2 separate regions of the Homo sapiens genome follow, and region 1 is linked to region 2. A link is a contact called in ENCODE Hi-C or POLR2A ChIA-PET data. All regions are on one chromosome and are shown on one strand. The core of a region is the stretch at or near the end of the contact, and the rest is flanking DNA. Distances in the headings are between cores, read along the strand shown. Region 1 holds the start of MTO1 (mitochondrial tRNA translation optimization 1). Region 2 holds the start of FAM135A (family with sequence similarity 135 member A).

Region 1 (3,007 bases), core at 203-2,702, 3.0 Mb after region 2:
TCTGAGAAAGGCTGTGAATTGAGAAAGGCTGTGAATTCCAAAAGGCTGGACATTTAACCTCCAACCAACCGATTCTTCTAATTAACCAATTAGCCATCATGAATCTCTCTCTCTCTTTTTTTTTTTTTTGAGACAGAGTCTCACTCTTGTCGCCAGGCTGGAGTGCAGTGGCACGATCTCGGCTCACTGCAACCTCTGCCTACGGGTTCAAGCAATTCTCCTGCCTCAGCCGCCCAAGTAGCTGGGACTACAGGTGCATGCCACCACACCTGGCTAATTTTTTTTTTTGTATTTTAGTACAGACGGGGTTTCACCATGTTGCCCAGATTGGTCTCGAACTCCTGAGCTCAGGCAATCTGCCCCCTTCGGCCTTCCAAAGTGCTAGGATTACAGGCGTGATCCACCATGCCCAGGCACCATCATGAATCTTTCAGTCCACAAATATATTTGAACTCCTTTCGAATCTATTCTTTTTCTTTTCTTTTTCTTTTTTTTTTTTTGAGACGGAGTCTTGCTCTGTCGCCCAGGCTGGAGTGCAGTGGCACAATCTTGGTTCACTGCAACCTCGGCCTCCCAGGTTCAAGCGATTCTCCTGCCTCAGTCTCCTGAGTAGCTGGGATTACAGGTGCATGCCACCACTCCCGGCTAATTTTTTTTTTTTTTTTTTTTTTTTTTTTTTTTAGTAGCGATGGGGTTTCACCATGTTGACCAGGATGGTCTCCATCTCCTGACCTTGTGATCCACCTGCTTCGGCCTCCCAGAGTGCTGGGAATACAGGCGTGAGCCACCGCGCCCGGCCCGAATCTATTCTTATTTTCAGCCCTTAGTTTTTATAGACAAACAGAAGGTGACGGTGTATCAGATTGTCAGATCACAAAGATCTGATAAGGCAAAGTGATCAAATTCATTGATCGTAGGTGGCCACCTGGCGATAAGGACTGCAGGGCCTAAGAAAGTACAAAAGATGACCTTTAGTAGGAGCTCCCAACCCAGAACCACAGGAAATCAAAAAAAGCCCGCACGGGCGGATCACGAGGTCAGGAAATCGAGAACATCCTGGCTAATACGGTGAAACCCAGTCTCTACTAAAAATACAAAAAATTAGCCGGGCGTAGTGGCGGGCGCCTGTAGCCCCAGCTACTCGGAGGCTAAGGCAGGAGAATGGCGCGAACCCGGGAGGGGGAGCTTGCAGTGAGCCGAAATCGCGCCACTGCATTCCAGCCTGGGCAACAGAGCGAGACTCTGTCTCAAAATAAATAAATAAATAAATAAATAAATAAATAAATAAATAAATAAATAAATAAATAAATAAAAATAAAAAATAATAATAATAAAAAAAGCCCGCACGAACTAGGAAAGAAAATACACAACCGGCCCTCCGTGCGATCACCCATCTCCCTCACCAGGAAAGTAGCTCCAAACCGCCAATCAGCGGCGACGCTGGACGTAGACGTCCTACCCCGTGATATTAAAGCAAGATGGCCGCGCCCTGCAGATTGTCTCTTGTTGCGTAAGTTTTTTTGACCGTCACTCGTGTCAGCTTCAAAGTCAGATAGATTTTTCTCCCAGCATGTTCTACTTCCGAGGCTGTGGCCGTTGGGTCGCGGTTTCCTTCACCAAGCAGCAATTTCCGTTGGCACGGTTGAGCAGTGACAGCGCGGCGCCCCGGACTCCGCACTTCGACGTGATAGTCATTGGTGGAGGACATGCCGGGACTGAGGCAGCCACCGCCGCCGCTCGGTGCGGCTCTCGGACTCTGCTCCTCACTCACCGCGTGGACACGATCGGTGAGGAGCGCGGGTGCTGTGGAACTTGGCGTAGGACGCAGGCTGCTTCCTTCCCGCCTCCCCCGGTCTGAAGCGGGGGACCTCTTCCTTTCCTCAAAGCTAGTGAGAATCCTACCTTCTGTGGTTTTAGCCTCGATCAGTGTCTCGCAAGGATCAGGCGGGCCAGGCCAGAACTCTATATTAGTCTATTCTGCGAACCATAGATTATGCTGCTGCTGACAGTCGTCCGTTGTAGGAGGTTGGGGTTCGGGGTCAGTGCCTTGGGAAAGGGAGCTACCAACTACTCGCTGGTAGCTTCTTAGTTCATTGCTGCGTTTACCTTCTACTATGTTACTCCAGATAAAGGGTGAATTAACATTATTAACAATGGTTTATGGCCAGGTGCAGTGGCTCACTTCTTTAATCCCAGCACTTTGGGATGCCAAGGCAGGTGGATCACCTGAGGTCAGGAGTTTGAGACCAGCTTGGCCAACACGGCGAAACCCCGTCTCTACTAAAAATACAAAAATTAGCCGGGCATGGTGGCGGGCGCCTATAATCCCAGCTACTCGGGAGTCTGAGGCAGGAGAATCGCTTGAACCCGGGGGCAGAGGTTGCAGTGAGCCGAGATTGCGCCACTTCACTCCAGCCTGGGCAAAAGAGCAAAACTCCGTCTCAAAATAATGATAATATTAATAAAATAAAAAAATCCTTTATTAAACGGTTCTTGTGTTTTTATTTAAAAACATTTTTTTAGAGACAGGGTCTCGCCATGTTGCCCAGGCTGGAGTGCAGTGACTACTCATAGGCACGATCGTTGCACATTACAGGCTCCGCTTTCTGGACTCAAGAACTTTTCCTGCCTCTGCCTAACCAGTAGCTGGGATTGCAGGTGCTCAGTACTCTGCCCAGCCTGATCTTTGTGTTTCTGTCAAGATTTTGTGATGCCTTTTGGAAGAACCATGCTACCTTTTTTTTTTTTTTTTCTTTTGAGACAGAGTCTTGCACTGTCACACAGGCTCAAGTGCAGTGGCGCCATCTCGGCTCACTGCAAGCTCCGCCTTCCGGGTTAATGCCATTCTCCTGCCTCAGCCTCCCGAGTAGCTGGGATTACAGGCACCCACCACCACGCCCGGCTAATTTTTTTTTTCTTTGTATTTTTAGTAGAGTCGGGGTTTCACCATGTTAGCCAGGATGGTCTCGATCTCCTGACCTTGTGATCCGCCCGCCTCGGCCTCCCA
Region 2 (3,054 bases), core at 42-2,541:
TCAGGAGTTCGAAACCAGCCTGACCAATATGGTGAGACCACGTCTCTACTAACAATACAAAAAGTAGTCAGGCGTGGTGGTGTGCGCCTGTAGTCCCAGCTACTAGGGAGGCTGAGACAGGAGAATTGCTTGAACTCCGGAGGCAGAGGTTGCAGTGAGCCGAGATCACATTACTGCACTCCCGCCTGGGCGACGGAGCAATGCTCTGTCTCACACACACACTCGAAAAAAAAAAAAACTGGTACAAAGATATATTCAAAACCTGTCCCCTAAATGGCCTACGTTACAAGACCTCACCATTACTTTCAAATGAATGCACAAAGCTTTTCCCTTCTAATTCATTCTTATTGTGGTAAAATATACATAACAGAAAATTTACCATTTTAACCATTTTTAAGTGCACAGTTCAGTAGCATTATGTCCATTCATTGTTGTGCAACCAACACCACTATCCATCCTAGATTCATTTTTAAAACAAGAGTCGCAGCTGAAATTTTCCTTTCATTAACTCAGCTTTAGCAACATACTGAACTTTATGCACCACAAAAGTTTTTGCCAGATAAGGTTCAGAAACAGGGAAGAGTGAAATAAATCAATGATCCTTCGTGGGCTTCTGTTAACGGAATGTATTAGCGAAAGGCTTCACTTCATCAGCCCCCTCCCGCCCTTTTTGGCGTCATAAACCAAGAAACAACCAGATCAGCACCCACATCTCCCAAGATGCAAACACTGGGTCCCGAAAGGCATCTGTCCTGCCCCGGCGCAGATCCCCTGCAGCCTCCTTTCCTACTGCACAAATCGACTAGCGCAGGGACCGGGCTCTCTACCCGGGACTGCACGGAGGAGCTAAAGAGAGAAAAGGAGAAACAACATTGTGAGAAAAACGGCTAAAGTTCTCGAACTCCGTGTTTTTGCCCTCTTCTTGTTCACTACTCTTCAACCACCTCCAAGTTCCATCCCTTAAACCCACAAGCGAGCCCCTTTTCTTGACGCGCGCCTTTTATTGACGCAAACCTCCCGTTCTCGCGGGAACTTGGGAACGGGAGCCTGGTAGGGAGGACAAATCTCTCGAAATCTCAGTTGGCGCTGGAGCTGGAGGGGCAGTTGAAGCTCCTGAAGGGCGGGGCACGGAGCTTGAAGGGGCGGGGCCTAGCCTCAGAGAGGGGAGGGAAGAGGCGGGAGGAGGAGGTGAGAGAGGCCGGGGGCGGGGCCGTGCGGCCGGGGACCTGTTGATCGCAGGTATAGCCGGCTGGCCCGGGCTCCCTCGGGACTGGGGCGACTGCGCATGCTCGCTGGCCGCGCTGGGCCAGTAGCCGAGCCGCGGTGACGAACCGGCTCCGCGGTTGCGGTGTTTGCGGTTGCTGTGATGGCGATGTGAGGGGGCCCGGGGCGGGATGGTGCTGACCCGGGTCGGGCCGTCTTCTTGCAGCTGGACAACGAGCTCCTCCGTTCGACAGGCGGGGGAAGAGGCCGAGCCGGGCGAGAGGTAACCCCCTTACTGTCCCCTCTGGCTCCCCCGGCTCCCGACACCCACGACCCCTCCCTCCGTCCCTCTTGCCCAGGGGCCAGGAAGGAAGCGGCCTCCTCTTCGTCCGCCGTTCGCCCGCCGCGGCCCCTCACCCGACTGCTGGCGGTCGGAGCCTGGCCCCGGCCCCGTTGAAGGTCGGTGGGGACGGCGGTGCGGAGCGCTCTGAGGGAGGCGAGGGGCCGCGGCGCGCTGCTCTCCCGGTGCCCGCGGCCGCCCCTGCCCCTGCGCGCGTCCCTCGACCCGTTCTTCCTGAACCTCGCGCCTAGCGTGTTTGCCCTTCACCCCTGCTCCATCTTCGTCGCTCTGTCCCTCCTTTACCCGCTTTCGTGGTTCTGCTTTTTCATCCCGCGCCTCCCACGTGTCTTTTTGCCCGGGTGGTCCCTCCTTGGGAAGCAGCGTATCTCTGTGCTTCCATCCCTTGCCTGGCTCTTCCCTGTCCGGAGCTCCTTACCCTGGCCGACCAGGTTTCTCACTCTTGTTACCTCCATAATTTCTTCCTTGGTTTTATTTTCCTCTCATCCACCTCCTTTCGGTACTTCCTCCTGGTTCCCTTTTTGTTAGTTGCCGATTGTGTTTTGCTTTAGCATCGCTTTGCATTGGAGTTCATTCCATGCCCCATCTTAGCTTCGGAAACCCTCACTGCCTTCTCTTTCCTCTGGTACCCTGCTTCATCGCTTTCTGTCTAATGGCCCCTATCCTCACGTCCTTTTCCATTCTGCACCCAGTGAGTCTCTAATCTTAATTTTTTCCCCTCCAAAACTCTTCCACCCTCCCCCCCCCATTTGTATAAGTCAAGCCTCTTAACTTCATTCCATTTGTTTTACTTTTTATTAAATCTCTGAAGACTTCTTTGTGACATACCCTTCTAGTCCTTGCTGCTTTCTGCCTAAGCTAGGTATCCACTCAATGTTTCTAGTTCATCTTCCAGTTTAATAACATTTCTTCTTTCTTTACCGGTTGGTGGAAGTATCATCAAAAGAGTGACAGTAGCAACAAATCGGTTACACTTACTGATTAAAGCTTTAATTTTTAAGAATTATGTTTACCTGGCATGCCTGGGAAAGCAACTTGAGTACAGACTAAATGAAACTATAATGGGTTAAGACTTGTTAAAGGTTGACCTACAAACATACACTTAAAATTTGGAAATTTTCTTGTCCTCCATTAGGTGTAGCTGTCCAAGAACTAATCTTAAATGAAATTTAACAGAATTTCTTTTTTAAAATGTATTATTAATTTGTTTTATACATTTGCTATTGCAATTGATTGCATAATTTTCCTGAGAGTCTCTGTTCTCTAATAAATGCATACAATTTCTGCTACCTTTAGAATTAGTGTGCTTATAGGAGACATACGTGAGAAGTATTAAATTTTTTAATTGAGCAGAAGAACTTTCTAAACGGTTTTGTAATTTTTTTCCTCCATTGCATTGTGATCAAGATTTGGCTTAAATAAAACTTCTCTTTCCATAAATAATGGTATAGTATCTTATTTTGAAGGCATCTGCTGAAGCAATTATGTTTAGT

The links. Hi-C counts contacts between places; a loop is a spot of excess contacts on that map. ChIA-PET counts read pairs that join two places held with the same protein, here RNA polymerase II (POLR2A). Pooled maps may share reads with other maps.
Region 1: a loop to region 2 is called in a map of naive thymus-derived CD4-positive, alpha-beta T cell, with 12 times the contacts of the local background. The contact joins the promoter of MTO1 here to the promoter of FAM135A in region 2. A Hi-C loop is called at or near these places in 1 of 168 maps with a recorded cell type or tissue (naive thymus-derived CD4-positive, alpha-beta T cell) and 9 of 50 pooled maps. POLR2A ChIA-PET finds 5 or more read pairs at or near these places in 2 of 52 experiments (B cell and activated B cell).

The regions. Positions count from the first base shown.
Region 1 is chr6:73,460,285-73,463,291 of GRCh38, forward strand. It overlaps MTO1 (mitochondrial tRNA translation optimization 1), which reads left to right and starts at 1,453. Exons shown (of 12, transcript NM_012123.4): 1 at 1,453-1,787. The coding sequence starts at 1,571. RefSeq lists a silencer at 954-1,013 and enhancers at 1,446-2,291, 1,464-1,793, 1,864-1,923, 1,944-1,993.
Region 2 is chr6:70,412,217-70,415,270 of GRCh38, forward strand. FAM135A (family with sequence similarity 135 member A) reads left to right here and starts at 1,292. Exons shown (of 22, transcript NM_001162529.3): 1 at 1,292-1,486. It overlaps FAM135A-AS1 (FAM135A antisense RNA 1), which reads right to left and starts at 1,742. Exons shown (of 2, transcript NR_147708.1): 1 at 1,621-1,742; 2 at 612-846. RefSeq lists silencers at 1,099-1,318, 1,659-1,808.